Linked DNA regions of Homo sapiens: all the other regions are linked to region 1. A link is a contact called in ENCODE Hi-C or POLR2A ChIA-PET data. All regions are on one chromosome and are shown on one strand. Each heading gives the region's core, a stretch centred on a gene start or an enhancer-like site at or near the end of the contact. The rest is flanking DNA. Distances are from core to core; before and after follow the strand shown. Region 1 holds the start of SLC30A3 (solute carrier family 30 member 3). Region 2 holds the start of IFT172 (intraflagellar transport 172). Region 3 holds the start of NRBP1 (nuclear receptor binding protein 1). Region 4 holds the start of PPM1G (protein phosphatase, Mg2+/Mn2+ dependent 1G).

Region 1 (7,962 bases), core at 2,732-5,231:
GCTTGATAGGCCTGCCTACCAGACAATAAGGAAGGGATGTCAAGCTGACATGTGGATATATGAGTTTGGAGTCCAAGTGAGAGATCTGAGAATCACCACCAAACACATGACATTTATTATTTATTTATTTATGAGATGGAATCTCACCTGTCATCCAGGCTGGAGTGCAGTGGCATAATCTCAGCTCACTGCAACCTCTGCCTCCCGAATTCAAGTGATTCTCCTGCCTCAGCCTCACAAGTAGGTGGGACTATAGGTGCATGCCACCACACCCAGCTAATTTTTGTATTTTTTAGTAGAGATGGGGTTTCACCATGTTGGCCAGGATGGTCTCAAACTCCTGATCTCAAGTGATCTGCCTGCCTCGGCCTCCCAAAGTGCTGGAATTATAGGTGTGAGCCACCAGCCAGGCTATTTTTAATCCTTTTTAATAGAAAAATTCAAACCCATACAAAAATAGAGAGAATGGTACAGTGACTCTCTATGTACCCAGAATCTAGCTTCAACAATCATTACTTTCTGCTGTTATTGGATAGTATTTAAAGACCAGAAACTGGATGATAGCTCCATGGGAGTGAGTGTGGAAAGAAAAGAGAAGAGAGTGACCAAGGCCTAGGCTAATTCAGCAAGAAAAGATTGAGAAGGTGGGGAGGAACCAGCAAAGGGGACTGAAAATAAACAGCCAGTGAAGTAGGAGGAAAACCAGATTATGGTAGCCTGGAAGCCAAATGATGAAACAAATAATTCCCAAGTAACAATTTAGTTACAGTATGATCAGTGCTGAAAGAAATAAACAGTGTGTTGACCCAGCATGGTGGCTCACACCTGTAGTCCCAGCACTTTGGGAGGCTGAGGCAGGAGGATCACTTGAGTCCAGGAGGTCGAGGCTGTGGTGAGCCATGTTTGTACCACTGCACTCCAGCCTGAGCAACAGAGTGAGACCCTGTTTCCAAAAAAAAAAAAAAAAGAACAAAACAGAAAAAGTATTGTGCGATGAGAGTGTATGACATGAGAATTAACTTAGTGTGGGGGCCAGAGAAGGCCTCCCCGAGGCAGTGACATTTAAGCTGTTGCCCTCCCTCATTCTCCCTGTGACCAGCTAAAATCCTACCTCCTCCATCCTGCTTCCACTCAACTAGCTCCTCCTTTCTGGGATGGCTTAATTGAGGACAGTGTGGCAGCCATTAGTGGGGTTTGGGGACACAGATGAGAAAGAAACAATTCCTGCCTTCAGGGAGCTTGCCCTGTAGCAGGGAGACAGACAAGCAAAGGACTTCATCACCATGAGGTGAGTGCTGGGATCAGATAAGCACAGTGTGAGCCTTGAGAGAAGCAGGGAGGGACACATACCCAGTCTGGGAGAAGTCAGGAAAGGCTTCCTGGAGGTGACATCTGAGTGGAGCATGGAGTAGAAGTTGGACCTCCAGGTTGCCTCCTCTGTCCATGCTCTTCAGCTTGGCTTGCACTTGTCAGGTGTTAACTCTTGTCCACATGCTTACATTTTAAAATTTGCCTGAAATCTCCAGCCCAGATTAAATCCTGACCTCAGTGCAGAGAATCGCACTTGAGGCCTGGCATTCGCGAGGACCCTTTGCAAAGATGTTCACAGGGCCATTTGATAGCTCTTTGAGGAACAGGTGGAAGCATCCTGTTTCGCCGCCAAGCTTTCCTTACATAAATTTTCAAGTGAAGGTTGGTATTCCCACCGCCGGCGCCCTCGGTTTCTGGAGGCGGCACGTTTGGCCACGCGCTGCGAGGCGCCTCTGCCTTCCCCGCCTGGTGGCTCCCGGCAGGGGCGGGCAGGGCACGTGAGGGCGTCTGCGCCCCCTCCTGGCACTCGGTGCTGCTGGCCGCGCGGGCTGCCCGGGAAGGGAAATCCCGGAGGAAGCCATTGTTGTTATGTCCCCTGTTGTCGTCATCGGCTGAGCCGTGCCAAGAATCCCTTTCCCCGCATAGGACCCCGCAGTTTCTCCCCATTCTCGAGCTCACCCGCCAGGGTCACTACGGGCCAGGCTGCCGCATCCGAGCCGCGGAGTGCGCGGTGGCCGCTGCGCATCCCAGCTCCAGGGTTCTCAGAATTGGGGAGAGCCCTAGGATGGGTGCGACGCTTAGAAAACCGACGGCGCCGGGCCCGACGTACCCAGAGCCCTGGCATAGCTAAGCAGGGACTTGGGTTCCACCTTGGCTCTGATAAGTAGCCCGAAAAGGTGAACTTGGCCGGTGGTTTCCTGCTCTCGCCGCCTCAATTTGCTTCCCTGTGACCCGAGGAGAAACAGAGGTCCGTCAAGTCCCGCGCCTTAAAGGGAGGTTAGAGGGAGAACGACCCCCTCGCTCCCTTACCCCCTCACCCCTCATGGGCTTTGGACTGGGGAGGCTGGGGGCTGGCGCGGAGGAGAGGCTGGCGCAGCCGGGGGTGGGGACGGCGCGGAGGGCGCGCGCAGCCCCTGTGGCTCTCCCGTGCCGCTCTGCAGCAGCGGCGCAGGACAGTCCCTTCGCACGCGCCGCCCGCACACCTTGGCACGGGCCAAGCCACACTCTCCCCCGCCGGAACAGCCAGCCCGCCGCCCAGCTTTCCTAATCCGTTTAAGCCTCACCTCCTCCGCGAAGCTCTCCCGGGTTAACCCCATCACTTCCAACCACTGTATCTGGCACGTGCTCCCGTTTTTGTTTTGTTTTGTTTTGTTTTTTTGCAAGTGCACTCTTGGGCTCGTTGGAATAACAATATCGAGGGTAGGTGTCTGTCCCCAGAAGCCTAAGTTCAGGACGCCCAGTGTGTTCTGAAGGATGCGGCTGATGAGTTTCTTGCCTGGGCTCACTAACCATTCCCACCCTCCACGCTTCCCCATCCCTGCTCACTCGCTCCCCTCCTCCTACGGACCCTCCTCTTCACAGACTGTCACAGCTTCGAGTGCACAATCCTCTTCCCACCCCCTCCCATTCTACAGTGGCGGCAGGTGCGAGGGGAGAGAACATTGAGCATTTGAAGCTTCGACTTGAGGCTCGGCCACCGACTTTGCTGTAAGTCGCTCCCTCCCCTGGGTTTTAGTTTCCCCCAAATGAGGCAGAATGCGGTAATGTCCAGGAGGGCGCTGCAGGTGTGGAGGATGGGAATCACTAGCTGACACGCTGCCCCGCTGCCCCTCAGCCCCTCTCCATAAACAGTGGCCGTGACACCAGATAGGCGGCTCGACTTCACTGGACCCCCGCCCGTAAGAGAACTGTGAGCGCTCTCCAGTTGCCAGTGCGGCGTCCAGAGCCGGGGAGGGAAAGAGGATGGGGGTCCAGGCCGGGCCCTTTATTCACAGCCTGCATGACCTTGGACTCTTCTTCCTCTGGGTCTCAGTTTACTCATTTGAAAAGCAGGGATAACAGTGGGTTGAAGGAGAGCAGGAAGCTTGTCACCCAATGTTTCTGTATAAAAATAAATGATCATTCGCGGTACAGTGATTGGCAGCAGACTGGGCTCGTGAATTCCGACCCCAGATTCTCCGTAAAGGGGTTTCTGGAGTCCCTGGAATCTCCCTGTGTCACCGCTCACCTCATGTTCTTTCTGGTTCTCTGGAGATAGGTAATGGGTCCGCTCCTGTTTCTGCCTCCGCGTGAGGGTTGCGGCCACAGGGTGACGGCGTGGTGGGCGACACCCCCGCGCAGGCATGCACAGAGTGGTGGTCGTTGGGCGAAGGTTGGTCGTGAGGTTCTTGGGCTTCAGGAGCGAGGCTTGGAACCGGTGGGCGGGACTGTGTGCAGAGGTGGGGCTAGCTCGCCTGGGGGACGGGGCTGTGGAGATGAGGAGTTCTCCAGAACTCGGGTGGCGGGGCGCTCCCGGGCTCTGGCGCGGGGAAATGGGGCTTTGGCAGTGGGGGCGGGGCTTAAGGGTGGGGAGAGGCCGGGGAGCCTGGAGGCGGAGCTTGGGGAGCTCGCCCCACGCGGGGCGGGGCTCCGGCGGCAGCGGGATCTGCAGTTCGGACTCCGCGCGCCACAGTCGCTGCAGTTCGCTCCACTCTGGTGGCCCCGCCGCCCTGCGGGGATCCCGGGGGTCGGCGGGCTGCTCGGACTTGGCGCGGGGCCGGCCCGGCCTCTCTCTTCCTCGGTGGGGCCTAGACGGTCGGGGCACCGGGAACATGGAGCCCTCTCCAGCCGCTGGGGGCTTGGAGACCACTCGCCTGGTGAGCCCCCGGGACCGCGGTGGCGCCGGAGGCAGCCTGCGTTTGAAGAGGTAGGACAGACCTGGGCTGGCCCTCGGCCCGGGGGCGCCACCCTACTACCCTCCGTCCATTTCGTTGTCTCTCTCGGCGCGGGCCCCGGCGGCCGCCCCAGCGCACCGCGGGTCCCTCGCTCCGCTGCACCCCGCTTCATCCCCTCTGGCCACACGGAGCGCCCAGCCCTACACAGCCGGCTACGCCTCCTCCCGGCCGCCTGACTTCCTCGGGTGAAGCGGCCTCTCACTCCCCTCCGGCCGGCGTCCCAGGCCGCCGGACCCCTCCGCCACCCCCGCGGCGCCTGCCTTCCCTGGGAGCAGCTGCCGCTCGGTCGGGCCGGAGCCCTCGCCCGGTGCGCCAAGGTCCGCATTGCCCCGGGCCCAGGGCGGGAGCGCCTCGCTGCCCAGGCTTCAGAGCTCCCTCTGTAGGCCCCGGGGGCTCCCCTCCGCGCGCCCCCTCCAGCCGCGGCCAGCTGTGGGCGCCGGGGCCCGAGGATGGGCCGGGCTCCGCGCGGGTCTTGCGGGCCCCTGGGGGGCGGGCGGCCGCCGGGAAGCGAGGGGGCGGCGAGGAAGGAGCAGGTGCGGTCTGGGCAGCGGGGGTATTCCCGGCTCCGCACAGACGGGGCCGGGGGCGGCGAGGTGTGAAATGAGGCGCGCGGAGCGGCCGGGACAGCGGGCCGGGGGTGGCAGGAGAACCGCCAACGCGCCCCGCCGGCCCCCGCGCCTGCCGCCACCGTCCACCTGCCCCTCTGAGCGGCCGTCCGACCTCCCTGCCCACCCCCGTGGGCCATCTTGTCTGTCGGCTGACCGTCCGTTTGTCTCCGGAATTTGGCAGGGTCTCCGGCTTTTTCTCTTCCCCCACCTCTCTCAATCTTTCTGTTTCTCTCCTAGTCCCTTTCCCTTTGTCTCTGACGTGGTGCTTCTGTGTGCTTCTCGCTCTTTCTTTGGGTGGGGGCCTTCAAGCTGGGTTGGGGGAGGGGGTGAGCAGAAGAGAGCTGGACCCCTTCCTGCAGGGGCCTGCAGAGACGCGGTGGGGGCTCTGCCGTAGGCCTGGCATCTCTTCAGGTGTCCTTTTGATTTTGGTTCAGCCCCTGCTACGTCACCCCTCTTCCCCGCTCAATATCGGTTGTTGGTTGGGGGTTTCGGAGGGCCAGGGAGAGGAAACAGCCTTTCCTTGTCTCTAAACAGCATGTAGCCACCCCACATGCCCACACCCCCACACACCAACAGCCAGGCTTCCTTAGTGCCCAAATTATGCAGAACAAAAGGGAGCAGCCTGTTGATGGGTGGCCACCTTGATGACTGGCTGTGCTGTGCCTTACAAGGCCAGGGAATGAATGTTGCCCACTGCCCCCAAAGCCACCCAGCCTCTGCGCTTCAGACTCACATCTCCAACTCCAGTCCATCTTCACTCATATGACCATTAGTCACCGAATCCTGCAGCATTTTCTGAAAGGCATTTCCTAACCTACCTGCCCCTCCAGGGAAGCTCTGGCCTGGTTTGTTCTAGACCCCTCCATTTCCTCTCTTCTCCTCTCTTCCTCCCATCAGCAAGGTCATCTCAGTGCTCAGGAGATATTTGTTCAAGCAGTCAGTGTATCTCCCTTTATGTTCCTTTGAGCCCATCACTTTCCTCCTCAGCCCTCCCCTGACACTTCACGCTTAGACTCCAAGCCACAAACCTCGTCTTTGTCATTCTACATGTCTGGAACACCCTTCTCCAACTAGGTCTCATCTCCTTAAACATACCTTTCTCTGTGAAGTTCTCCGAGCCCGCTGTGAGGGAGTGCTCCCTTCCCTGCACCCCAAAGTGCTTTGTTCATAACCCTCCTAGCATCAACCTGTCCTTATGTAGTAAGCCATTTGTTACAATCTGTCTTTCCCACCAGACCAGGCTTCATTATGTGTGCTCTGCCTGGTGCACCTCATTGAATGAATGAGGATCGGTTTCACAGCCTCCTTCACCACGCCATCTCCTCTGGAAACACATCCAGAATCATACACGCCCAGATTCTAAGTCTTGGATGGGGCTTTGGAAATTCAAGAAATTAATCTACCAGTATTTCAGTTCTCTGTACAAGCACCAAATGTTCCCCCTACCTCCCTCAAAACTCAGTTCACCCACTTGGCAGAATTGTCTTTAGCCAGAAGGCCCCAGACATCCCGCCCCACTTTGCTGCTATGATCACATTTCTATCTGGAGCCATCGTTTTTACTTGTGGGTATTCTTGTCACACCTCCATGAGTATTTCTAGTACTGTATTTTCTATTCAGGTCCTGAATTCTGTGGAAAATTCTGTCCTTGCTGGGTTCAGGTTGGGTAGTGGTGGGGCTGAGAATTGGACCAGAATGGACTTAGCACTCAGCCTGACCTCACTCAGCCTCTGGCATCCCCAGGTGAGGTCCCAAGCCCCATTCATTTGTCAAGGGAGACTTATGGTACCATGCAGTTAAGGTGGGCTCTGCTGGGTGCTTATAGTCGGACTGAAGTCCAATTAACATGCTCCTCCCACTGCCATCCTCAGCCATAGCAGGCTGCACCCCTTCCTCCCATGACAACCCCAGCTCTGGAATCTAGCCATCAGTTCTCTGTGCCCGGAATCAGACTTTTTGGCCCCAATGTCCCGCTCGTCTCTTAAAGGGCCACACTTCAGCTTCATGTCTAGGGAGGGCGGGGGCAGGATCCAGGAGTGGAGGTTCTGGGAGGTGGGCCTGGAAAGGAGGCACACCAAGGCCAGGAACACATGCTGAGTCCCACTCCACACTTCACTCCACCTTCCCTTCATACTGCCTTGGCGTGCCTGGCATAGCATTCACCTGTCTTTATCAAAATCCTTCCCATCCTTCAAGGCCCTTCTCATGTTACCTCTTACAGCTGTTTCCCTGATTTCCTCGTTATAATTAGTCTGGCCCTCCATCCTCAGAACCCTGATAGCACTCTAACTGCCCTAATGACAGTGGCCACCTTCGCTCTATATCATTGTGTAGGTACATGCTTGCCCTGTTCACCAAAAGCTCTCAGAGATCAGTAGGAATCCTGCTCATTTTGGGGTGCCTAGCATAAGAAATTGGTTGGGGTCTAGTCTCAGCTCTAGCAACTAACTGGGTTGGCCTCCATGTGTCCCCCAACTCTGTGAGCCTCATGCCTCTAATTTATTTAATAAAATGTTAGATGAGAGCCGGGTGCGGTGGCTCACACCTATAATCCCAGCAACTCAGTAGGCTGAGGTAGGAGGATCGCTTGAGGCCAGGAACTCAAGTGTGCAGTGAGCTCTGATCACACCACTGCACTCCAGCCTGGGCAACAGAGCAAGACCCCATCTCTTTTTTTTTTTTTTGAGACAGTCTCTCACTCTGTTGCCAGGCTGGAGTGCAGTGGCACGATCTCGGCTCACTGCAACCTCCAACTCCCTGGTTCAAGTGATTATCCTGCCTCAGCCTCCCAAGTAGCTGGGATTACAGGCACGTGCCACCACACCCAGCTAATTTTTGCATTTTTAGTAGAGATGGGGTTTCACCATGTTGGCCAGGATGGTCTCGATCTCCTGACCTTGTGATCTGCCTGCCTTGGCCTCCCAAAGTGCTGGGATTACAGGTGTGAGCCACCACTCCCGGCCAACCCCATCTCTTAAAAAAGTTAGACTAGACCGTCTGTAAGGTGCTTTCCAGCTGTGAAATTCTATGGCTCTGTGTATGGAAGGAAAAGGGAGGCTGGGCTCTGACCTGTTCATTTAGCCCCGGTCTCTCATGTGGCCCTCTGCCGA
Region 2 (7,962 bases), core at 790-3,289, 230 kb before region 1:
GTGTGATAATACCCCACCCTAGGATAGGGCCAGGAAGAAGAGGTATAGAAAACTAACCCCAGATTCTTTTGCTTTGTTGGGTGAGAAGGGGAAAAAGAGAAGAGAAAGATATAAGTTCCTGCACCACTGAATACTAATACATATCATATGAGAGGGTAGTAGCCTTTTTATCTTCACTGCTTGCATCGACAGCACAGCTCCTCACCACTTACTCTTCTGACTCCTCCATCAACCCTGGGCTAATGGTCAGAAAAGGACTAAGCAGTGTCTTGGGGACTAATGAAAGGACAGCTACACTCATGGATTCCTTGGTGCCACATGCTCCTATCCTATGTGTTCCTGTGTCTGTTCTTCCCTCTTTTGCATTCCCTTTCATCTCTGTCTCTGTTTAGTCAGTCAAAGTCAGTAATAACTGTAATTCATAAATGAGTTTATATTCATGCTCTGCCACCATATCCAGAGGAGGATTCTGAAAATAAAACTGAGGGGTTGGGACTCCCCTGTCAAAATAATTCTCATTTGAGCTCTGAGGCCTACTTGTTTCCTGTGAAAATAGGGGCTGTCCTCTGCTCTTTCCTATTTTCTAAGGGGTGGTTGGTGGCCATGAGACAAACACCTGTTGACACTTGCAAACCACTGTGGGGGAAGGCTTCTGGACCCACAGTCTGTCTGGAGAGCATATGTTACACTTCCTGGAGAGTTACAGATCTTCCCAACTTTGGATCATTTCAGAGCAGGCTTATGAATAACTCCTTTCTGCATTTCAATCTCTCTGGTATGTTAGAAGATAGGCCAAAAATTCTGAACGGGACTCCAAAGATCAACAAGTCAGTCTCTTTTCTACTTAACCAATCTCTAACCCCAGGTATCACAAGACAACCTATCGGGTGAGCCAAGTCAGGTCTGCCCTCAAAACTGAACCACAGGCCGAGAACGGTGGCTCACGCCTGTAATCCCAGCATTTTGGGAGGCCAAGGCGGGCAAATCACCTGAGGTCGGGAGTTTGAGACCAGCCTGACCAACATGGAGAAACCCTGTCTCTACTAAAAATACAAAATTGGTCGGGCGTGGTGGCACATGCCTGTAATCCCAGCTACTTGGGAGGCTGAGGCAGGAGAATCTCTTGAACCCGGGAGGCAGAGGTTGCAGTGAGCCAAGATCGCGCCATTGCAGTCCAGCCTGGGCAACAAGAGTGAAACTCTGTCTCAAAACAACAACAACAACAAACTGAACCATAAAAACATTCCAATGTAAACAGCAGTCTTTAACCCACCATTACCCAATTAGGAAGTAGGGTACCTTACGTTTCTTTGGCAGCTAGTTCCAAAACACTCATCTTCCAGATTCTGAGAATAAATGTCATTTATTGGGATGGGAATGTGACAGGTTATAGTATCGTGGCATGGAGAGAGCGAGCTAGGAGTTGAGAAGGAACATAAAAGCTGTTTAAAGCTACTAACTCTGGGTTGAACTCCAGTTCCAAGTCCTTCGCTGGCTGTGTTAGTTTGAGCAAGTGCCCTGAGTCTCCTGTTATGTAAAATGAGACTAATAATAACGCTATCCCCTTCAAAAGGTGGTTTTGGGATTAAATGATATAAATGCACGTACAATACTTTACACAGTACCTGGCAGACACATACTGAGTATTCATCGTTAGCTATCGTTATTAGCCTTGCGATCCCGTGCAAATCATGTAACCTATTTGGGTACAATTCCGTCAACTGCAGAAGGCCTATCATGGAAACCGCCCTGCTTCCCTCCAGAGTTGTGAGGATTAAGAGAGTGCACTCAGAAAGTCAGGTACATCGAAGAGCGAGACGGACCGCTATGACGTAGGACCTGGGGCTGGCTGAAGGCTTGTGGGCGGGGCTTGGTCTTGAGTTTGCATGCGGCGACGGGATTGGTCAAGGAGAACATTCATGAAGCCCTCTCAAGGGCCCGCCCTAGATCTCACCGCGCTTGCGCACGTTCTGTTTGCTTCGCCGCAAAGTTACGTGTGACCTTGCGACGCGTGTTGCGCTCCGGTCGCATAAGCGTCAGTGCCTGTCGCTGCGGCTGCGTGGCGGGTTGTCCAGGTAACCACGGGAGTTGTCGCTGTCTAGGAGCATCTGAAAGACAGGTGTGCGTCATGCACTTGAAGCACCTGAGGACCCTGCTGAGCCCTCAGGTGAGGAATTGCGTGCCAGTCCCTCCCCCTTATGCTTTATGTTCCAAGAAAAGTGGGGGAACTGAAGTTTAATGATGTTGACCTCCTACTGTGTGCAGAAGGCTGTAAGGGATATAGCGATGATCTGGATCTTGGCCTGTCGATACAGCGTCCAGGAGGCGAGATGCAGGGCTAAGGACTTGTAGCTTTCCTTACATTTCATTCACATCAGTTGTGTACAGGCCCCATGCTGGGGTTCGTAGGAATCCCAAACCACCCGACTTATGTCCCTCCCTTCAGGAGGCTCGTATTAGAGGGTGAGGTGCACATGTAAGCAGCGAGTATGCATGTGCCCATAATTAAATAAGCGCCTTAGGTGCAAGCCCTGAAGGGGGAGTGCAAAGACCGAACCGTGTATTCTGATTCAGGAGAGGCTGGGCACTAGGGGAGGAGCCCTGAAACATGGTGAAGAAAGGGTGGGCTTTGGAGTTAGCACACCAGAATTTAAGTCCTAGCTCCACCACTACTTTCTTATTTTCTTTTTAAAATTTCTTACCTTGTCCTTATTTCAGGTCAACCACTACTTTATTTAACTATTTGAGACAGAGTTTTGCTCTGTTGCCCAGGCTGGAGTGCAGTGGCTCGATCTCACTGCAACCTCCGCCTCCCGGGTTCAAGGGATTTTCCTGCCATAGCCTCCCAAGTAGCTGGGATTACAGACGTGCGCTAGCACGCCCGGGTAATTTTTTGTTTCTTTGTTTGTTTTTGTTTTTGTTTTTTGTAGAGACGAGGTTTCCCCATGTTGCCCAGACTGGCCACCAGTACTTTAAACAAATGACCTGATATCTCTAACTTTAGCCTTTATTATACAATGTCTCGGAGCACTCACCAACTTCTTCATTTGAAAAAACATGAGTACTAATAGCAACTTTAGGGGACTTGGGGAAGAGTTATATAGAGTAATATACACAAAAGAGCATTGTAAACTGAAAAGCAGTGTGAAAAATTGATAGACAAGAGGAAAGGACATTCAAAATTCAAAGGACAGAATAATACAAAGCTAATAAGAATAAGATGTCTGGCCAGGCCCAGTGGCTCACACCTGTAATCCCAGCAATTTGGGAGGCCAAGGTGGGAGGATCACTTGAGCCCAAGATTCCAAGACCTCTACAAAAAAATTTTGACCAGGTGCGGTGGCTCACACCTGTAATCCCTGTACTTTGGGAGGCCGAGGCGGGCGGATCACCTGAGGTCAGGAGTTCAAGTCCAGCCTGGCCAACATGGTGAAACCCCATCTCTACTAAAAATGCAAAAATTAGCCGGGCGTGGCAGCAGCCGCCTGTAATCCCAGCTACTCAGGAGGCTGAGGAAGGAGAATCGCTTGAACCCGGGAGGTGGAGGTTGCAGTGAGCCGAGATCGTGCCACTGCACTCCAGCCTGGGGGACAAGAGTGAGACTTTGTCCAAAAAAAAAAAATTTTTTTTAAATAGCCTCGTGTGGTGGCAAGCACCTGTAGGCCCAGCTGCTGGGGTCACTGAAGTGGGAGGATCTCCTGAGCCCAGGAGGTCGAGGCTGCAGTGAGACGTGATCACACCACTGCACTCCAGCCTGGGTGACAGAGTGAGGCTGTGTCTTAAAAATAAATAAGATGTTCCATAACTGAGTGTGTAATATGTACTGGGGTACCTTAATAAAGAAATTGGGATTATGGTTTATGGATTTACACATACATGGATTTAATCATGGTTCTAGGCCAGGCGCAGTGGTTCATGCCTGTAAACCAAGCTCTTTGGGAGGCCGAGGCAGGCAGATCACCCGAGGTCAGGGGTTCGACACCATCCTGGCCAACGTGGTGAAACTACTAAAAATACAAAAATTAGCTAGATGTGGTGGCGCATGCCTGTAATCCCAGCTACTCGGGAGGCTGAGGCAGGAGAATCGCTTGAACTCAGGAGGCAGAGTTGCAGTGAGTCAAGATCGCACCACTGCACTCCAGCCTGGGTGACAGAGCGAGACTCTGCCTCAAAAAATAAATTAATTAAATAAATAAATCATGGTCCTACCACTTACAAACTGTATATGTGAACTTGGGCAAATTACTTAATCTTTTTGGGCTTCCATTCATCTATCTGTAAAAGGGGGATAATAATAGCATCTACCTCAGTGTTATGAGGTAAAATGAGATTATGCTTGTCAAGCACTTATCAAAATGCCTATTCTATGGTAAGTACTTGTTAAAGGCAAGCTCTTATTATTTTATTCCCTACCTCACTTAATAAAAAAATCTAGTGAGGTACATATTGTAGAGAAAGGAGAATTAATTGATTATGGAAATCAGGAAGGCTTCACAGAGGGTGTGGCATTTGGACAATAGGAGGAAATGAGAACACAGGCCGGGCGTGGTGGCTCACGCCTGTAATCCCAGCACTTCAGGAGGCCAAGGTGAGTGGATCACTTGAGGTCAGGAGTTCAAGACCAGCCTGGGCAATACGGTGAAACCATGTCTCTACCAAAAATATAAAAAAATTAGCCAGGCATGGTAGCACACGCCTATAGCCTCAGCTACTTGGGAGGCTGAGGCAGGAGAATCGCTTGAGCCCAAGAAACAGAGGTTGCAGTGAACTGAGATTGTGACACTGCACTCCAGTCTGGGGGACAGAGTGAGACTCCGTCAAAAAAAAAAAAAGAAGGAAATTAGAACAAAGATAGTTGTGCTCTCTCCTCAGTTGGAGAAAAAAATAAAAAGACAGAGATTTGTGCTCATTGCTCAGCAAGCTGTCCATTGAATCTGTACTTTAAAAATTTCTCCGCCCTAATGGAAAAATTGGAAATGAAATCCTCCTTCAGTCTCTCAAAATAAGATGATGTCATGATGCAGGTAGGGCTGAATGCCCAGAATTGGGCAAAGCGATAAAGCAGGAGGATCAGCAAAGATTGATGAGGAGCCCTCAGGCCTTCTAACCTAATATAATGAAGAGTTAGAGGATCATAGTGATGGTGGTGTGGCTATTTTCTGGTTTGAGGATTTGCAGGAAAATAGACTTTTTACTTCTGACTTTGGAGATAGGTGAGTTTGGAGTGTAAAGTGTCAATGTTTGAAGCCAGAACTCTAGTGTCCAAATAATTAAACAATTGGGGCAGAAGAAAAGCAGAATAAAATGTTTTGTTTTCAAGGAAGGAAACCCTTAGTAGCAGAGCTAGTCCCTTAGGACCAGAGCTAGTGTTGGAAGGGTCAGATCTGGTCAGAATAATTCACCTGGAGATAACTTCTAACTTGGGTTTCTCTGAAGTGGGTAGTTAAGAAGAAAAGAAAGTGGGATTATTCGTCCTGAGTCTCAACTCGTACTCGCCCATCCTGAACTCTCACTGTCTCTCCCTTTCCTTTCAAATAAGCCCAAACTCCTTTGCCTGGCTTCAAAGACTTCCTGAGCTGGCCTGTTTTTCCTGCCTTACCCCGTCTATTCTACTATTTATAAGGTATAATAGTTTCAAATAAACTAAATTACTGTTTCTTGTCCAGAATTTGCCTTTGCTCATTGCCATTCCTCCCATCTCAGATAACTTCCTACTCAACTGCATTCATTCTTCAAAGCTTAATTTTGATAATTTAAGCATAAAATTCTCTCAGGCTTCTCCAAACTATTGTAGTACTTTATACATACTTTAATAGGACTTTTCTATTTTGCACCATCTTATTAGACGTGGAGGCAGGATCTATGGTTTGCTTTTTGTCTCTCTCTCAGCCCCTGGCCAAGTGCCTTGATCAATAAGGTGCTAAAAAAATATTAATTGAATGAATGGCTAATGACCAAAACTTACCAGACTAATTGAATTTATTTCAGTAGCAGACCTGGAAACGAGGAGGCCGTTGCAGGGATTCATTGATACAGTTGACTTAGCACCCTGCCTCTTAGTGCATTTGCATATGAGTCTCTAGAAGCCTGTTGTTCTCACAGTCCAGGATCTGAAGGCCTTGGAGACCAGCATGGGCCACAGGCATCTCTTTGTTTTGAGGATAGAACCGTGACAGGAAGAAAATTGACCAGTATTACACTAGAATTAATGAAGCTAGAAATGCTTTTGGCATTCTAGACCAGCACATGGGTTTGTTTTTACCCCTTTGCCTCTACAGGATGGAGCTGCAAAGGTGACCTGCATGGCTTGGTCCCAGAACAATGCCAAATTTGCTGTCTGCACAGTGGACCGAGTGGTCTTGCTGTATGATGAACATGGAGAACGGAGAGATAAATTCTCCACCAAACCAGCTGACATGAAGGTAAACAGTGTATTCATGTGTACCTTATTTAACCTATTGATGGGGTCTCACAACTTGAAAGACGTAGTCTGCCTTCTAGCCATCAGCATAGGAAATGGCATACCCCACCTTTTTCTCAGTATAAATCCTCAAGCTCCCTTAGGAGCACACATATGCCTTTTTTTCTCTTTTCTCTTTCATGTGTACTCATTACTTCTTTTTCTTTCTTTTTTTTTTTTTAAACTCTTAGTATGGCAGGAAGAGCTATATGGTGAAGGGCATGGCTTTTTCTCCTGATTCCACTAAAATTGCCATAGGACAGACTGACAACATCATCTATGTCTACAAGATTGGAGAAGATTGGTGAGGATAGAGACTGGGAGATGGGATGGCCCAGGAAAGAAGGGGAAGGCAAGAGAAATGCCTCACTGGGGAGGGGAAATACAGGGGATGAGAAGCCAAGCTTGGCCATTGAAGGCAGAGACTTTCTGGAGTCTGTTTTTGCTTTTCTGCCTTCACCTGTCCCACGTGTTCTTCAATCCCATCCCTGGAGGAAACAGTCCAAGGTCAACAGGAGGCCCTGTGAGATCCTGGAAGCCCAGAGTGATGTCACATCTTTGTTATTGTTCTGAAGCTGCTTAGGCTCCCTCATATACCTCCTTTCAGGGCTCCTACAGAGTAGTCAGAAATACTACTGGGCCAGGGAAGAAATCTGCTCTTTCTTCTCTTCCCTCAGCATCATTTTTGGCAATTTGTTTATGGAAGTGGTATTTATTTATTTATTTATTTTGAGATAGAGTCTCACTCTGTCACCCAGGCTGGAGTGCAGTGGCGCGATTGTGGCTCACTGCAAGCTCCTCCTCCCAGGTTCACGCAATTCTCCTGCCTCAGCCTCCCGAGTAGCTGGGACTACAGGCGCCCACCACCACACCCGGCTAATTTTTTGTATTTTTAGTAGAGACGGGGTTTCACTGTGTTAGCCAGGATGGTCTCGATCTCCTGACCTCATGATCCTCCCGCCTCGGCCTCCCAAAGTGCTGGGATTACAGGCATGAGCCACCACGCCCGGCCTGGAAGTGGTTTTTAATATGTTTCCCCTTCTTTTGTTTGGCAGGGGTGACAAGAAAGTCATCTGCAACAAGTTCATCCAGACGGTAAAGTTCAGACCAGTCCCTGGAACCTTAGGATGAACAAACATATATCAGTATATCTACTTATAAATACAGCCAGGAGTTGCATTTCTAACATCTGAATGTGACTTTTCCTACTGCAAGGATGGTGCTTCATGGCTGTTCATGGTCATCTGCTGTCTTCCTTAGAGCCCTGCTGTGTCCTTCCCTATAGGAGATTGAGGTGGTGGTGTGTGGTGGGGTGTTGAAGTTGTTATAAAAGTGCTGGCCCACACAGATGGGGTTATCCTTTTCATTGTTTCCTTCCACGCAGAGTGCTGTCACTTGTCTGCAATGGCCGGCAGAATACATCATTGTCTTTGGACTGGCTGAAGGGAAGGTAAAAGAGGGAAGGGAAACACAAGAGAGGGGGTGGTAGGGATAATGGTTCT
Region 3 (7,962 bases), core at 2,192-4,691, 170 kb before region 1:
TTCGAGACCAGCCTGACCAACATGGCAAAACCCTGTCTCTACTAAAAATAAAAAAATTAGCTGGGTGTGGTGGCACGCACCTGTAGTCCCAGCTACTCAGGAGGCTGAGGCAGGAGAATCACTTGAACCCGGGAGGCAGAGGTTGCAGTGAGCTGAGATCGTGCCACTGCACTCCAGCTTGGGCAACAGAGTGAGACTCTGTCTCAAAAAATAAAAAAATATAAACTATGTGGGCGCTATTCAGAACAGATGACTCCAGACTCCAAAATGTTTCAGTGAGACAGCCTTAAGGCTAGACCTGTAGCACCCTCAGCCAACTTATCCAGCTGAAACCCTTGGCTAATTTATCCAGCTAGAACTAACCTTGGCATTCACTATCCATCCCTTCTCTACACAGAACAAGCCCACTAGTCCATGGTGAGGCTACCCTTGGGGCACATGACTGGCAGTTGTTAGTGACTTCATCCCTGATGACCTCACCTTTCCTGTGATGTGAGTGTGACAAATGGGTATTGGTTAACAACATTTTTTTTTTCATTCACTCATTTAACAGATGTTTTATTAAGCATTTATTGTGGGCCAAGCACTGGGCTAAGTCCTTGAGATACAATAACAAACAAAATAAATGCCCACATTCAAGCAGCCACAAATTCAAGCCAGAGCTAAGACTTTAAGCTTCCAGCTTTCATTTCATTCACATTGCTCAAAGGCTCTGAAGTTTCCATTCTCTGGGGGACTAGATCTGATATAGGTTATTTATTTTTTGGCAGAGGGGATGGAGTCTCACTCTGTCACCCAGGCTGGAGTGCCGTGGTGCAATCTCGGCTCACTGCAACCTCCGCCTCCCAGGTTCAAGCGATTCTCCTGCCTCAGCCTCCCGAGTAGCTGGGACTACGGGCACGTGCCACCACACCCAGCTAATTTTTTGTATTTTTAGTAGAGATGGGGTTTCACCGTGTTAGCCAGGATGGTTTCAATCTCCTGACTTCATGATCCGCCCGCCTCAGCCTCCCAAAGTGCTGGGATTACAGGCGTGAGCCACCACACCCAGCCTAGGTTATTTCTTACAAGTATAAATAACTCAAGGTACAACTTTTATAGGAAAAAGTATTATACAGCATAACATTTTCAGGGTCATGGGTACTTGAAGAAAAAGAATTATTGAGAGCTAAATGCCATTAACTTGTACAAAAAGTCACAAGACAACCACTTAATGTTATTTCATATCTCTAAGAATAAAGACTGTGAAGGAGTTGGAACCTGTGTGTGCTCAGCTCAAGAGAGTTCTCTACAGTATGAAAGAGATACCCTGGGCCAGGCAAGCTGGCCCACGCCTGTAATCCCAGCACTTTGGGAGATGGTGGCAGGCAGATTGCTTGAGCTCAAGAGTTCGAGACCAGCCTGGGCAACAAAAAAATACAAAAATATACAAAAATTAGCAGGGTGTGGTGGCGCACGTCTATAATTCCAGCTTATTCAAGAGGCTGAAGCACGAGAATCACTTGAACTCAGGAGGCGGAGGTTGCAGTGAGCCCAGATGGCGCCACTGCACTCCAGCCTGGGTGACAGAGTGAGACTATGACTCAAAAAAAAAAAAAAAAAGAAAAAAAGAAAGAAAAGAAAAAGAAACTGATACCCTGGAAACTAAATGTGCTCCTCTAAGTTCAGAAGTCTCCAGTCAACACACCAATCTTTTGAAAAGCCCACATTTATTTTTAGAACTCTCTGATGCCCATTTGTGCCCATCTCTGCCCCCAATCTACACTACGTTTAACTCAACTCAGGAGATTTTTATTAGAAGACAGTCTAGTAAATACCAAAGAGCAATAGGCAGTACAGAGGAAATCTGGCAAGATATTCTTTCCCTATGTTATTTTCTAGATCCTGACTTATTCTAGAGAGATTTGCCAGGCGCGCTGGCTCATGCCTGTAATCCCAGCTACTTAGGAGGCTGAAGTGGGAGGATCGCTGGAGAGGGATTTAACTCAGCCAGCCAGGAAAGCTACTATCTGCCTGTTTTAGTAATCTACCAGAAAACTTCTGTTAGAGATCATGTTCCTTCTTCTGAAAAGTAGCTAAGAAAATGGTAAGACACTATTAGTTACTTCCTTGAGCAGCTGCATTCACTGAATGCATCTAAAATCTGAACAACTAAATAAAATTCCCAGCCAGACTACAGTAGGAAATAACAGTAGAATTCTAATACAGGAAAGCTGTAGCCAATGGGCTCCAGAGAAACTTCTGGACCGAGGACACAAATAACTAATCCACAGTAGGGCACCACAGGAGACACCAACCCTTCATCAGAGATAGATGCCCTTGGAATTTGCTTATCCCCCCCACCTTCCTAATTTTTGTGACTTTTTATCCCTTCCTAATTTTTCCTTCGCAGGCAAAATGAGGGCAGTGCCCAAGATTCTCCAGCACTACTCCTATTGATGAAGAAACCTCTGCGACACTGGGAGTTTTGTCTCGGAGCCGCTGAGAGGTTTTAAAGAGATAACACATGGAAAAGCTCATATACTCCCATAAGGGGATTCTCGCCGCCTCCAGCCACCCTGAGACATGCAGTGTGTTCACTTTGGAGTAATGCAGATCGCCCTGCAAAGTTTTTCCCCGACACTTTCGTTTATTGGACAGCAGCCCCTCTGCGTGTCAACTCCTCTGCAAGAGCTCACGGGCCCAGGCCTCTCAGCTGTCCTCACCCTGAACGGACCAGAGGGCCTCTGAGACCCGCAGCACAGTCCAGTCGGAAATAAAACCGCTCTGGGGAGGAACCCGGCCCCTAGAATTTCACACTCCAACAGGTCGCATGCCCTGCGTCTGGAAGGCAGCCGCGGCCCGCGCGGGAACCAGGCTGGGGCCCAGGGAGCCAGCGGCGGCCACCTCATCAAAGGCCGGACCGACAGCGCAGTCAGGGGCGCAGGCCACGCCCCCGCGCAGTCTGCGCACCTCCCCGCGAGCAGGCCAGGCCAGGCCGCCGAGCTTCCGCAGGCCGCCGGGCCGCGACCGCCGCCCCCGCCCCCGCCCCCACCCGCCGGGCCCCGCCTCTCGCAGCCGGAGTTCCAAGCGAACGCCAGGGCCTCCCGACCCGCGCCCGCAGAATCCCGGGGCGCCGCCGCCAAGCCAGAGACGCCAGGGAGGGCTAAGCAGCGACTGCGGGGCCGAAGCGGCCCCTCGGCTCCAGCAGGCAGGGCCCGATCGGGCCTGGGCTACTGAGTGAGCAGGGCCGCCTTCAGCACCCGACTGGCGGGTCCCACCGTCCCGGGCCTCGGAGGCCGATCCTTCCGTCCTCTCGCGAACCCCTCCCTCCCGGGCCCTCTTTTCCCTGGGCGCTCACCTCCCGACTCCGCGCCCCGCAGCCTGCGCTTCAGCTCCAGCTCGGGTTCCGGGGCCCCGGATCACAGCGACTCCCTCACAGCTGCGCTCCGCAGCGCAACCGAACTGCGGGCCCCGCCCTCGCGGCGCCCGGACCAACGATGGGCGGTGCCGCACCGCCGGCAGGTTTCCATTGGGTGACGTTCTGGGTGGGCGGGGCCCGGCCCTCGGGCGTTCGCTGGGGTGGGCTTCCACCCGCTCTCCTCCCCTTGCGCCGGTCCGGCCGAGACCTCTCGGAGGGGTCGATGTTTTCGGTCCCAGCTGGGGCTCGTCTCTCTGTCCACCCCACCGCCCGGTCCAGGTGCCCCAGATGGTTCTGCTGGACGCAGAGAGGGCCTCCTACCTCTTCTTGAAGGCGCCATGACAGTTCTAATGCCTGGAAAAGACAAAAGGAGCGAAAGACATAGCCTCAGTCCGAGAGGAGCGCCCCCACCCCAGCCCCCGCCTGCATTATTTTGGAACGAGACTGGTGTGCAGGACGCCAATTCTCCGGAAAGCTTTTAAAATTTACCTAACACTGAAAATTAGTAGTTAACGCTTGGTGATTGCTTAGCACTATTTGCTTAAACTTTGTAAGAGGTTTTCACAGATGTTATTTCATTTGATCCTCATAAGAACGAACTCATTGAAATTATCATTCAATGGTAGTTGACAAATGCAAAAACCTGAATCAGAGGTATTAAGCTATTAACCGAAAGTTAAGTTGGTAAGAGCCAAGTCTAGAATCCGAAACAGTAAATTTCATCAAAGGAGACTACGTTGAGAAGATGTTTGGAAAGAATTTAGATTGGTTTCGAGTTAGTGGAAAGAAAAGATGATAAATTCTTGGTGAGCTATTAATCTGCGAAAACTAAGCGCGGAGCCTTCAGGATGGAAGTTCACTCTGCCCTTAGACGTGTATGATGGAGGGAAGATGATGAATCAATCAACAGAACTTGGAAATGTCACAATCACCAAATTTTACTGTCATTAAAGAGAATCTCTAATCCTGTTTCACTGGGAGAAAGGACAACTGGCAGAAACCCTCTCGTTTTCTCATCATCTCAAAATACTCGTTTTTAAAACCAATCTTTCGGCCGGGCGCGGTGGCTCACGCCCAGCACTTTGGGAGGCCGAGGTGGGCGGATCACTTGAGGTCAGGAGTTCGAGACCAGCCTGCTCAATGTAGTAAAACTCCGTCTCTACTAAAAATACAAAAATTAGCCGGGCGAGGTAGCACATGTCTGTTCTCTCAAGCTGCTTGGGAGGCTGAGGCGGGAAGATCACTTGAGCCCAGGAGGCAGAGGTTGCAGTAGGCCAAGACTGCACGACTACGCTCCAGCCTGGGCAACAGAGTGTGAGAATCCGTCTCAAAAAAAAAAAAAAAAAAAAAAAAAAAAAAATATATATATATATATATATATATATATATATATATATATATATGTATGTATGTTTTACCCTTTCTTCCTTGATTCTTCTATCTTTGGAAGAGGGGGGCTCAAACACCCTTTTTAAAATCTGATGTAACTTATGGGCCTTCTCTTGTACTTTAAAAAATGCACTTACCCAACAAATTTAGGATATAATTTCAGGAAACTGAGGTTAAGAATCTTTGCTCTGGGCTGGGCGCGATGGCTCATGCCTGTAATACCAGCACTTTGGGAGACTGAGGCGGGCGGATCATTTGAGGTCAGGAGTTCAAAACCAGCCTGGCCAGCATGGTGAAACCTCGTCTCTACTAAAAATACAAAAATTAGTCAGGCGTGCTTGTGGGCGCCTGTAATCCCAGCTACTCAGGAGGCTGAGGCAGGAGAATCACTTGAACCCGGGAGGCAGAGGTTGCTGTTAGCTGAGATCAGGCCACTGTACTCCAGCCTGGGCGACAAGAGCAAGACTCCACCTAAAAAATAAATAAATAAATAAATAAAATAATTTCTTGGTTCTAATCTCAAAGGAAAAGATTAACCTTTCCTTCCTGTGGGCTCAAAAGCAATTGGAACACCTGGCCCAGGGTAAACATTCATTAAATATCAGTTCATGTTATCATTAGAGTTTCCCATTCTCTTCTGCCTGGGGCTTTATCATTATCAACCTTCCGCTTTCAACTAGGTCCTTTCAAGTATGCATGGAGGACCCTTTGGCATCCTCTAGCTCTCATTTTTAACCCTTCATTACATTTAAAATGATCAAATACTACCTGCATTTTCACCACCTCATGTATTTATTTTTTCCTGCTTATAAAAATAATTCATGCTCATTGCCAAAAAACAACGCAAAAATATTCCCAAAACTATTTTAGTATAATGTAATATTTATATAGTAGCTTCTATGTGTTAGGCACTTTTAATTGCTTTATGACAACAATGCTGACAACAGTAATATGAATATTAACAATTTCTGTAGAAAGTGAAATCTCTTATAATCCTACTTCCCCCGATAATTAAGACTTTGGTGTATTTTTTTTTTTTTGAGGTGGAGTCTCGCTCCATTGCCCAGGCTGGAGTGCAGTGGCACGATCTTGGCTCACTGCAACCTCCACCTCCCAAGTTCAAGAGATTCTCCTGGCCTCAGCCTCCCGAATAGCTGGGACTACAGGCGTGTGCCACCATGCCTGGCTAATTTTTTGTATATTTAGTAGAGACGAGGTTTCACCGTGTTAGCCAGGATGGTCTCGATCTTCTGACCTCGTGATCTGCCCACCTTGGCCTCCCAAAGTGCTGGGATTACAGACATGAGCCACCGCGCCTGACCTTTTATTTTTATTTTTCTAAGTATATATTCACATATGTGTATATAATTTTAAATGAAAACAAGTTTATACTACATAACCTTTTTCACTTTTTTCTATGGCAATGCACATGGCCCTACTTTAATTTTTTAACCACTACTTTAATTTTTTACTTTACTTGGGTTTTTTTTTGTTGTTGTCTTTTTGTTTTGTTTTGTTTTGTTTTTGAGATGGAGTCTTGCTCTGTCGCCAGGCTGGAGTGCAGTGGCGCAGTCGTGGCTCACTGCAACCTCCGCCTCCTGGGTTCAAGCGATTCTCCTGCCTCAGCCTCCCTAGTAGCTGGGATTACAGGCACGCACCACCATGCCCAGCTAATTTTTGTATTTTTAGTAGAGATGGGGTTTCACCATGTCGGCCAGGCTGGTCTTGAACTCCTGACCTCGTGATCCGCCTGCCTCGGCCTCCCAAAGTGCTGGGATTACAGGTGTGAGCCACTGCACCCAGCCTTTTTTTTTTTTAAGACAGGAATCTCACTCCGTCACCCAGGCTGGAGTGTGGTGACTCAGTCTCGGCTAACTGCCACCTCCACCTCCCAGGTTCAAGCGATTCTCGTGCCTCAGCCTCCCAAGTAGCTGGGACTACAGGCATGTGCCACCATGCCCGACTAATTTTTATATTTTTAGTAGAGAGAGAGTTTTACCATGTTGCCGAGGCTGGTCTTGAACTTCTGAACTCGGGCAATCCGCCCGCCTTGGCCTACCAAAGTGCTAGGATTACAGGTGTGAACCACCGTGCCCGACCCTTTACTGGTTAATTTTTAACCAGCAGAATATTCCACTGTCCAAATATGCCAGCATTTAATTAGTAACTACCTGTGGACATTGGGATAACATTCATCATTTATTATTATAAATAAAGCAGCAATGAGCATTTAGCTACATATATCTTTTTTTTTTTTTTTTTTTTTTTTTTTTTTTGTGAGATGGAGTCTCACTCTGTTACCCAGGCTAGAGTTCAGTGGCACAATCTTGGCTCATTGCAACCTCTGCCTCCCAGGTTCAGGCGACTCTACTACCTCAGCCTCCTGAGTAGCTGGGATTACAAGCATGTGCCACCATCCCTGGCTGTATTTTTAGTAGAGATGGGGCATGGTGGCACACGCCTGTAATCCCAGCTACTCGGGAGGCTGAGGCAGGAGAATGGCGTGAACCCAGGAGGTGGAGCTTGCAGTGAGCCGAGATTGGGCCACTGCACTCCAGCCTGGGTGACAGAGCGAGACTGTCTCAAAAAAATTTTTAAAAAAAGGCACCTGGCCACGGTGGTTCATGCCTGTAATCCCAGTACTTTGGGAGGCCAAGGTGGAATGATCACTTGAACCCAGGAGTTTGAGACCAGCCCGGGCAACATAGTGCGACCCTGTCTCTATAAAAGAATTTTTTTGGCCGGGTGCGGTGGCTCACACCTGTAATCCCAGCACTTTGGGAGGCCGAGGCGGAAAGATCACGAGATCAGGAGATCGAGACCATCCTGGCTAATACAGTGAAAACCTGTCTCTACTAAAACCAAAAAAATTAGCTGGGCGTGGTGGCGGGCACCTGTAGTCCCAGCTACTCAGGAGGCTGAGGCAGGAGAATGGCGTCAACCCTGGAGGTGGAGGTTGCGGTGAGCTGAGATTGCGCCACTGCACTCCAGCCTGGGTGACAGAGTGAGACCGTCTCAAAAAAAAAAAAAAAAGAATTTTTTTTTGTAATTAGCCAGGCATGGTGGCATGCCCCTATAGTTCCAGCTACTTAGTAGGTTGAGGCAGGAGGATCGCTTTAGCCTAGGAGGTCAAGGTTGTGGTGAGCCGTGATTGTGCCACTACACTCCAGCCT
Region 4 (7,962 bases), core at 3,523-6,022, 150 kb before region 1:
GGGTTCATAATTTCTTTTTTTTTTTTTTTTTTGAGACGGAGTTTTGCACTGTCACCCAGACTGGAGTGCAGTGGCGCAATCTCGGCTCACTGCAACTTCTGCCTCCCAGATTCAAGTGATTCTCCTGCCTCAGCCTCCCAAGTAGCTGGAATTACAGGCATGTTGCCACCATACCCTGCTAATTTTGTAGTTCTAGTAGAGACAGGGTTTCTTTTTTTTTTCTGAGACAAAGTCTCGCTCTGTTGCCCAGGCTGGAGTGCCATGGCACGATCTCAGCTCACTGCAACCACTGCCTCCTGGGTTGAAGCGATTCTCCTGCCCCAACCTCCCAAGTAGCTGGGATTACAGGTGTGTGTCACCACGCCCAGCTGATTTTTGTATTTTTAGTAGAGACGGGGTTTCACCACGTTGGTCAGGCTGATCTCGAACTCCTGACCTCGTGATCTGCCCGCCTCAGCCTCCCAAAGTGCCGGGATTACAGGCGTGAACCACCGTGCCCGGCCAGACGGGGTTTCACCATACTGGTCAAGCTGGTCTTGAACTCTTGACCTCAGGTGATCCACCCACCTCAGTCTCTCAAAGTGCTGGGATTACATGTGTGAGCCACCATGCCTGCCATAAAAACCCTTTTTTCATGTGGACTAACACCTCAAGTACATGTTCAGGAGCTGGCTCTATTACCATGTCTGATTAGCCAGATTTTTGCAGCTCATACTTTAAAGACAGACTCAGCATTATCAATCGATCTATGAATATAGTATTGCGTTTTGGGTGTTTTTTTTTTTTTTTTTTTTTTTTTTAGACAGAGTCTTGCTCTGTCACCCAGGCTGGAGTACAGTGGCGCGATCTCGGCTCACTGCAAGCTCCGCCTCCTGGGTTCATGCCATTCTCCTGCCTCAGCCTCCCGAATAGCTGGGACTACAGGCGCCCACCATCACGCCCGGCTAATTTTTTGTATTTTTTAGTAGAGACAGGGCTTCACCATGTTAGCCAGGATGGTCTCGATCTCCTGACCTCGTGATCCACCCGCCTCGGCCTCCCAAAGTGCTGGGATTACAGGCGTGAGCCACTGCGCCCGGCCTTTTTTTAAAATTTTTTTTCTTTCTCCCTTCTAGTCAAAGCATGAAACCTTTACGTCACTGGAAATATACTGTAGTGACTTTGAGGGGAATAGGATGGTGAGGGGATAATCTTCATACTCTTTCTCCTTTTTCACCTCTTTCCATGATCCCCCTTAGTATCTATCTCCCCTCTCTGTAACATTATTGCTCTCCCAGTGCGTTACTTTTTCCTTGAGTCATATTGTGTGTGTGCGTGTGTGTGTTTATATAGTATTTTTAGTAGAGAGAGGGTTTCACCATGTTGGCCAGGCTGGTCTCGGACTATTGACCTTAAGTGATCCGCCTGCCTCAGCCTCCCAAAGTGCTGGGATTACGGGCGTGAGCCACTGTGCCCAGCCTCGAGTTATATTTTCTTTTCCACTTTTTTTCTTGTCTGTTTTTTTCCCATTTATTTTCAGGCCACCTCCTATTTTTTGTGAACACAATTAAATGTGGCTTCCATTCCATATTTAGCGTGTATGTATGGACACTTAAACAGCAGTCTTTTGTTGAATAATATACAACATTTATGGATAACTCAGCACTTTACATTCAATTCCTCTTATCCTTAAAGCAGTCTTGAAGAGTAGATGCTGTATGTCTGTCTTGCAGATGAACTTAGCCTAAGAGGGAATAAGTAACTTGTGAAAGATCTCATAGGTAATATGTGGCAAAATTCATGCTCTTTAAACAATGTCACATTCCATTCTTAGGAAAAAACAAAGTCCAAAAAGAAAAAAAAAAAGAAAGAAAAAAAAGAAGGCGGGCATAGTGGCACATGTCTGTGGTCCTGGCTATTTGGGAGGCTAAAGTGGAAGGATTGCTTGAGCCCAGAAGTTCAAGACCAGCCTCAGCAACATAGCAAGACCTCATTTCTTAGAAGAAGGAGGAAGAGGAGGAGCAGAAGGAGAAGAAAGAAGAGGCTGAGTAATTTTTGTTGTTGCTGTTTTGTTCATTTGTTTGTTTTTTGAGACAGGGTCTCACTCTGTCGCCCAGGCTGGAGTGCAGTGACACCATCTCAGCTCACTGCAACCAAGGCTGAGTAATTTTATATGCTCCCTCTACACTGCTTTGGTCAGAGATCTCATCTAGGTTCCTGGCAACCTGCAAGCCTAATTAACATCTTTTCCACTTTCATGGCTTAACTCCAATCTAATATTTTCAATGTTTTTATATTAGTTGTCACCCTAAACTGAACCACTGTTTTCCCCCCAAAACTAGCATCCCCTCAAACTGCACCTTTTTCTGTTAATGGCTCCACCACATTTTGTTATGCAGAGTCAAAATCTTGGTGTTATTCATTCATTCAACAAATATTTAAATATTATTCAGCACATACAACTTTGCAAGGGATGCTGGAAAACACAATGGTAAGTTTAATGGAACTTCTGCCTTCATAAAGGCTTATATTCTATCAGGAAAGACAAACAAGTGTGGACCCAAACTAGTATAGTGATAGTAGAGATTTCCTGGAGAAAGTGATGGTCAAGAGGGGTGTGGAGAGGTGTGCTCCATGGGTAAAAGTGTAAGAGAAAGCATGGCTTTAGATGCACCCAAAGACATTGCTGAAGCAGAGTTGTAGGAGAAATGGAGAGTTAAAGAGAGGCATACGTGAATCTGGATGATTAGCATGAAGGGTCTTGTAAACTATAAGGAATTTGGACTATCGGAAGAGCATGAAGAAGCCATGATTAGTTTTATCTTTTTAAAGAATCTTTTTTTTTTTTTTGAGACGGAGTTGCTCTGTCACCCAGGGTGGAGTGCAGTGGCGCCATCTTGGTTCACTGCAACCTCCGCCTCTGGGGTTCAAGCTATTCGCCTGCCTTAGCCTCCCAAGTAGCTGGGATTACAGGAGCGCACCACTACGCCTGGCTAATTTTTGTATTTTTAGTAGAGACGGGTTTCACATGTTGGCCAGGCTGGTCTCGAACTTCTGGCCTCAAGTGATCCACCACCCCCCCTTGGCCTCCCAAAGTGCTGGGATTACAAGTGTGAGCCACTGTGCCCGGCTGAAAAGAATCAATTTTGTCATAGTTTGGAGAATTTCTCCTTTTCTCTCCATCCCTTGAATGCAATTTATTACCAAATCTGTCTTATTTGTTATTGTCTAATTTGTCCTTTCATCTGGATTCCCATTGCCACCCTGCGTGGTACCACCTTACTCCCAGCTCTTCTCATCTCCTGCTTAGAGTAAGAGCTCTCTAACTAGTAGCAGTGCCCCAGGCCAGGCGCGGTGGCTCACGCCTGTAATCCCAGCACTTTGGGAGGCTGAGGCGGGTAGATCACGAGGTCAGGAGTTCGAGACCAGCCTGGCCAACATGGTGAAACCCCGTCTCTACTAAAAATACAAAAATTAGCCAGGCGTGGAATCCTAGCTACTCGGGAGGCTGAGGCAGGAGAATCGCTTGAACCTGGGAGGCGGAGGTTGCAGTGAGCCAAGATAGCGCCACTGCACTGCAGCCTGGGCAACAAGAGCGAAACTCTGTCTTAAAAAAAAAACAATAGTAGGCGGGGTGCGGTGGCTCACGCCTGTAATCCCAACACTTTGGGAGGCCGAGGCGGGCGGATCACGAGGTCAGGAGATGGAGACCATCCTGGCTAACACGGTGAAACCTCGTCTCTACTAAAAATACAAAAAATTAGCCAGGCGTGGTGGCGGGCGCCTGTAGTCCCAGCTACTCGGGAGGCTGAGGCAGGAGAATGGCGTGAACCCGGGAGGCGGAGCTTGTAGCCTGGGCGACAGAGCGAGACTCTGTCTCAAAAACAAACAAAAAACAACAACACAACAGTGCCCCAGACTCTCTCCCTCCAATGTACACTGCATACAAAGACTAGACAAACGATGCCAAAGGTTACACCAGGACGACAATGAAGTCCAAGTCACTCATCTTGGCGCTTCTTTTTATCAAGCTAGCTAGTTAATATTACCACTTACAATCATTCTCCGAGTCCAGCCAGCTTCCTCAGAAATCCTCCCCAAATGCAGTTCACATTCTTCCCTCACTCCTCCAAACCTTATAACATTATTCCCTTTTCCTGTGGCATAATGCAATCCAGAGGCATCCTCTCTGAGAGCCTACATCCTTTCAATCCTCCAAGAAACAGCTCCTCCTCCCATCCTTGAGCTTTTCCCACCCAGAATAGGCTGTACCAAACATTTCTACATTGTATTAACTCGAATTATATCACAGATCGAGGTCTTCGCTTTCAGAAAAGACTCACATTCTTCTCATATAGGCCTCGCATGGCCTGGCCAAGTACTTCCTAAGCTCGGAACAAATACTGGTCAACTTTAATTGAACCAAATCGGGCGGGGTTTGCGGAGTCTGAGAGTGCAACGTTGGGGAGAGGGGGATGAAAACACTGGAGGACGGGCTGAAAGCGTCGAGTCCGACACAAAAGAGGCGTCAGACAAAACGCCAAGAGGCTGGGGACTGGGAACGAAGGAAGAGGTTCTGCCAGAGGCGACCTGCCACCTGCGCGAGGAAGCGGAGTAGGACGGCGGCCGTTGGTGGGCGTGGTCGCGCTAGTCTCGCGGGAGCGGCCGTTGGGCGGGCCGTTGTCCCTGCGGGCGGGGCGAGTTGCTAAGGAAATGACTGCCCGCAGCGCCTGGCCCCGCCGCGCAGGCCGGGCGGGGTCTGGAGCGGCGCCGTTTCCGCTTCCGCTCCCTCACAGCTCCCGTCCCGTTACCGCCTCCTGGCCGGCCTCGCGCCTTTCACCGGCACCTTGCGTCGGTCGCGCCGCGGGGCCTGCTCCTGCCGCGCGCACCCCCGGGGCTTCGGCTCCGGCACGGGTCGCGCCCAGCTTTCCTGCACCTGAGGCCGCCGGCCAGCCGCCGCCATGGGTGCCTACCTCTCCCAGCCCAACACGGTGAAGTGCTCCGGGGACGGGGTCGGCGCCCCGCGCCTGCCGCTGCCCTACGGCTTCTCCGCCATGCAAGGCTGGCGCGTCTCCATGGAGGTGAGGAGGCAGGGGCCCATAGGCTGGCCGCTGCGGGGCGGGAATCTGACGGAGAAAGAGAGCGGGGGATGGGGTCCTCCCCTGGGAAGGGTCCCAATTGGGAGCCTGCGGCCGCAGCGGCCGTTTGCGGGGCGACAGAGACCGCGGGGTCAGGGCCGAGAGGGAGCTCCCGATGCTTGGGGACCGTGTGCCGGTGGCCAGTGGCGGCGAGGGCTCGGCCATGTGGGAAGAGGCACCTTCCGCCCACTGACCGCCCTCTCCCCGAGCTTTGGCGCCATCCTCTCGTGCCAACCTAGCCCTCCAGGCTCATCAACGGTGTGAGGTTTAGTGTGGGAGTAAAGACGCAAATAGGGGCTATTTATTCATTTGTTTTTCAAGGGAGAGGTGAATAGATGTGAATAACTTTTTAAATTTTAATATTTAAAATATCTGATGTGGGAAGCCTCTTTTGGCTAGGAGTTTGACAGTGAAAGGAACCCCGGGCAGAGTCTGTTTCACATTTTGGTTGCCTGGCCTTGGGCTCTTGCATGTTAATTTCAGAGGCTGGACCCGACCTCCAGGAGTTGTCACTCATTTGCACTCTTTTCAGGGCCTTTTACTAACTTCGGAAAACTTGAATTATGTCAGTCCCTAGGTTTTCCTTTTTATTATGCTTCGTTTTCTTTCTCTCTTAGGATTTCTCTAAAACTTAATCAGTAATTCTCATTTGCCTGTAATTGTAGTTTATAGTTTCTTTGATTGTAAGTCATTTCATCAATTTTTTTCATCACAACCTACCTACAAAGGGCTTTTCTAGAAAATTTTACTCTGGACAAAAGGGGAAAAGAAAAATATTGGGGGGAAAGTAGTAGTATTAGGTAAAACTTGATGTGAAACTACAAAAGAGAAGAGGGAAAACTGCGGTAGGGAGGAAAGGGAGGAAGACGGGTTAACCGTGGCTTTGTGAAGAGCATTCTGAAGTCTAGGCAAAAGGGCCAGGGAAATACTCTGTCTGGTATTGAGGGTTTCTCCACCTACCGGGTGGGCTTCAGGTAACAGCGAAATACTGTCTCCCTTGGGAATTGTTTCAGATCCCTCGCTCCTCCCTGTGGTTAGCTCTGGAATGACAGTATGAACTTAAATGTTTTGTTTTCCGATTCAAATTTTATATTCATAACTGACCTTAATAACAATTTTATAATTAGGTATAAAATTTCAGGATTGGAGTGTATCCTATAGTTCATCTCATCTGCTTTGGCTCCCTTTTTTTTTTTTTGAGACAGAATTTCGCTCTTGTTGCCCAGGCTGGAATGCAATGGCGCGATCTCGGCTCACCGCAACCTCCGCCTCCCAGGTTCGAGCAATTCTCCTGCCTCAGCCTCCCTAGTAGTTGGGATTACAGGCATGTGCCACCACGCCTGGCTTATTTTGTATTTTTAGTAGAGACAGGGTTTCTTCATGTGGGTCAGGCTGGTGTTGAACTCCTGACTTAGGTGATCTGCCTGCCTCGGTCTCCCAAAGTGCTAGGATTACAGGCATGAACCACCACACCCTGCGGCTCCCACATTTTATAGCTAAGAAATTGAGGCCCAGAAAGGTTAGGACACTGTTTTGGTGGAAAGAATTTGTAGGATCAGATCGTTGAAGACACTAGACATTGTTAATCATCTATGTCAAACTGAAGCATAGCATTCATATTTCACCACCATACACAGTATAACTATTTGGTAGATGTAATTGTCTATTAGAAATATCTAGGCTGGGCGCAGTGGCTCACGTCTGTAATCCCAGCATTTTGGGAGGCCGAGGCAGGCAGATCACCTGAGCTCAGGAGTTCGAGACCAGCCTGGGCAACATGGCAAAAACCCTGTCTCTACAAAAAATACAAAAAAATTAGCTGGGCATGGTGGCACCCACCTGTAGTCCCAGTTACTTGGGAGGCTGAGATAGAAAATCACTTTGAGCCTGAGAGGCAGAGCCTTCATTGAGCCAAGATCGCCCCTCTGCACTCCAATCTGGGTGACAGAGCGAGACGCTGTCTCAAAAAATAAATGAATAGGCCAGGCATGGTGGCTCATGCCTGTAATCCTAACACTTTGGGAGGCTGCGGCGGGCGGATTGCCTGAGCTTAGGAGTTCGAGACCAGCCTGGACAACATGAAGAAACCCCGTCTTTATTAAAATACAAAAAATTAGCTGAATGTGGTGGTGCGTGCCTATAATCATAGCTACTTGGAAGGCTGAGGCAGGAGAATCGCTTGAATCCCAGAGGCGGAGGTTGCAGTGAGCCAAGATCGTGCCACTGTACTCCAGCCTGGGCGACAGAGTGAGACACTGTCTCAAAAAAAAAAAAAAAAAGAATAAATAAATAAATCTGGGTATAGTTTCGTAGGAAAGTCTTTTTGTAAAGTAGGTAGTCAAGAAGTTCCATTTCCATGGCATTTTCTGTTAACGTTGTGAGATTTGAGGTGAATATTCCATCTCGCAGTAAAACGTTTCTTCCAGGTTTCTCATTTAATATTTTTCACTTCTCTGCTGTTGTTTTTTCATTTCTTTGGTACCCTTCTTTCTACTTTTACTTACGGATTGAGTTGCTTGGCTACTCAGTGTTTCACGTTGGTTTGCCCAGTGATTCCATACTATTTGCTGCTTCTCTGTAGGGCATTTCCCTTTATTTTTGGTTTCTCCTCAATTAGAAAATGATTTTTTTTGTCAGGGACGGTTTAGTGTGTAGAGATCTTACTAGACTATTCCTTACATCCTAATCTTCCTCCTGAGAGATAACTGCTTAGGGTATTAAAATCTTGCTAATGTGCTGTTTCTGAAGTTGCCCTTGTTTGAATAAATATGCCTAATCAATAGTTAAATATGCCTAATCAAATCCTCTTGAAGAGTATTGTTTGGGATCCTATTCTGCTTCATTG

The links. Hi-C counts contacts between places; a loop is a spot of excess contacts on that map. ChIA-PET counts read pairs that join two places held with the same protein, here RNA polymerase II (POLR2A). Pooled maps may share reads with other maps.
Region 2: a map of naive thymus-derived CD4-positive, alpha-beta T cell shows a loop between it and region 1 (5-fold over the local background). The contact joins the promoter of IFT172 here to the promoter of SLC30A3 in region 1. A Hi-C loop is called at or near these places in 1 of 168 maps with a recorded cell type or tissue (naive thymus-derived CD4-positive, alpha-beta T cell) and 6 of 50 pooled maps. POLR2A ChIA-PET finds 5 or more read pairs at or near these places in 2 of 52 experiments (A673 and B cell).
Region 3: a loop to region 1 is called in a pooled map, with 12 times the contacts of the local background. The contact joins the promoter of NRBP1 here to the promoter of SLC30A3 in region 1. A Hi-C loop is called at or near these places in 7 of 50 pooled maps. POLR2A ChIA-PET finds 5 or more read pairs at or near these places in 3 of 52 experiments (AG04450, OCI-LY7 and PC-9).
Region 4: a pooled map shows a loop between it and region 1 (2.6-fold over the local background). The contact joins the promoter of PPM1G here to the promoter of SLC30A3 in region 1. A Hi-C loop is called at or near these places in 2 of 50 pooled maps. POLR2A ChIA-PET finds 5 or more read pairs at or near these places in 4 of 52 experiments (A673, PC-9, WTC11 and 1 more).

What each region holds. Positions count from the first base shown.
Region 1 is chr2:27,259,066-27,267,027 of GRCh38, reverse strand. SLC30A3 (solute carrier family 30 member 3) reads left to right here and starts at 3,981. Exons shown (of 8, transcript NM_003459.5): 1 at 3,981-4,216. The coding sequence starts at 4,122. RefSeq lists silencers at 1,743-1,852, 2,383-2,472, 3,947-4,016, 4,037-4,216, 4,267-4,426.
Region 2 is chr2:27,483,820-27,491,781 of GRCh38, reverse strand. IFT172 (intraflagellar transport 172) reads left to right here and starts at 2,039. Exons shown (of 48, transcript NM_015662.3): 1 at 2,039-2,167; 2 at 6,279-6,422; 3 at 6,652-6,764; 4 at 7,516-7,555; 5 at 7,845-7,910. The coding sequence starts at 2,129.
Region 3 is chr2:27,424,110-27,432,071 of GRCh38, reverse strand. NRBP1 (nuclear receptor binding protein 1) reads right to left here and starts at 3,441. Exons shown (of 18, transcript NM_013392.4): 1 at 3,341-3,441. RefSeq lists an enhancer at 1,255-1,554 and a silencer at 2,924-3,073.
Region 4 is chr2:27,406,401-27,414,362 of GRCh38, reverse strand. It overlaps PPM1G (protein phosphatase, Mg2+/Mn2+ dependent 1G), which reads left to right and starts at 4,772. Exons shown (of 10, transcript NM_177983.3): 1 at 4,772-5,060. The coding sequence starts at 4,941. RefSeq lists silencers at 4,602-4,791, 4,882-5,071, 5,142-5,191, 5,212-5,291.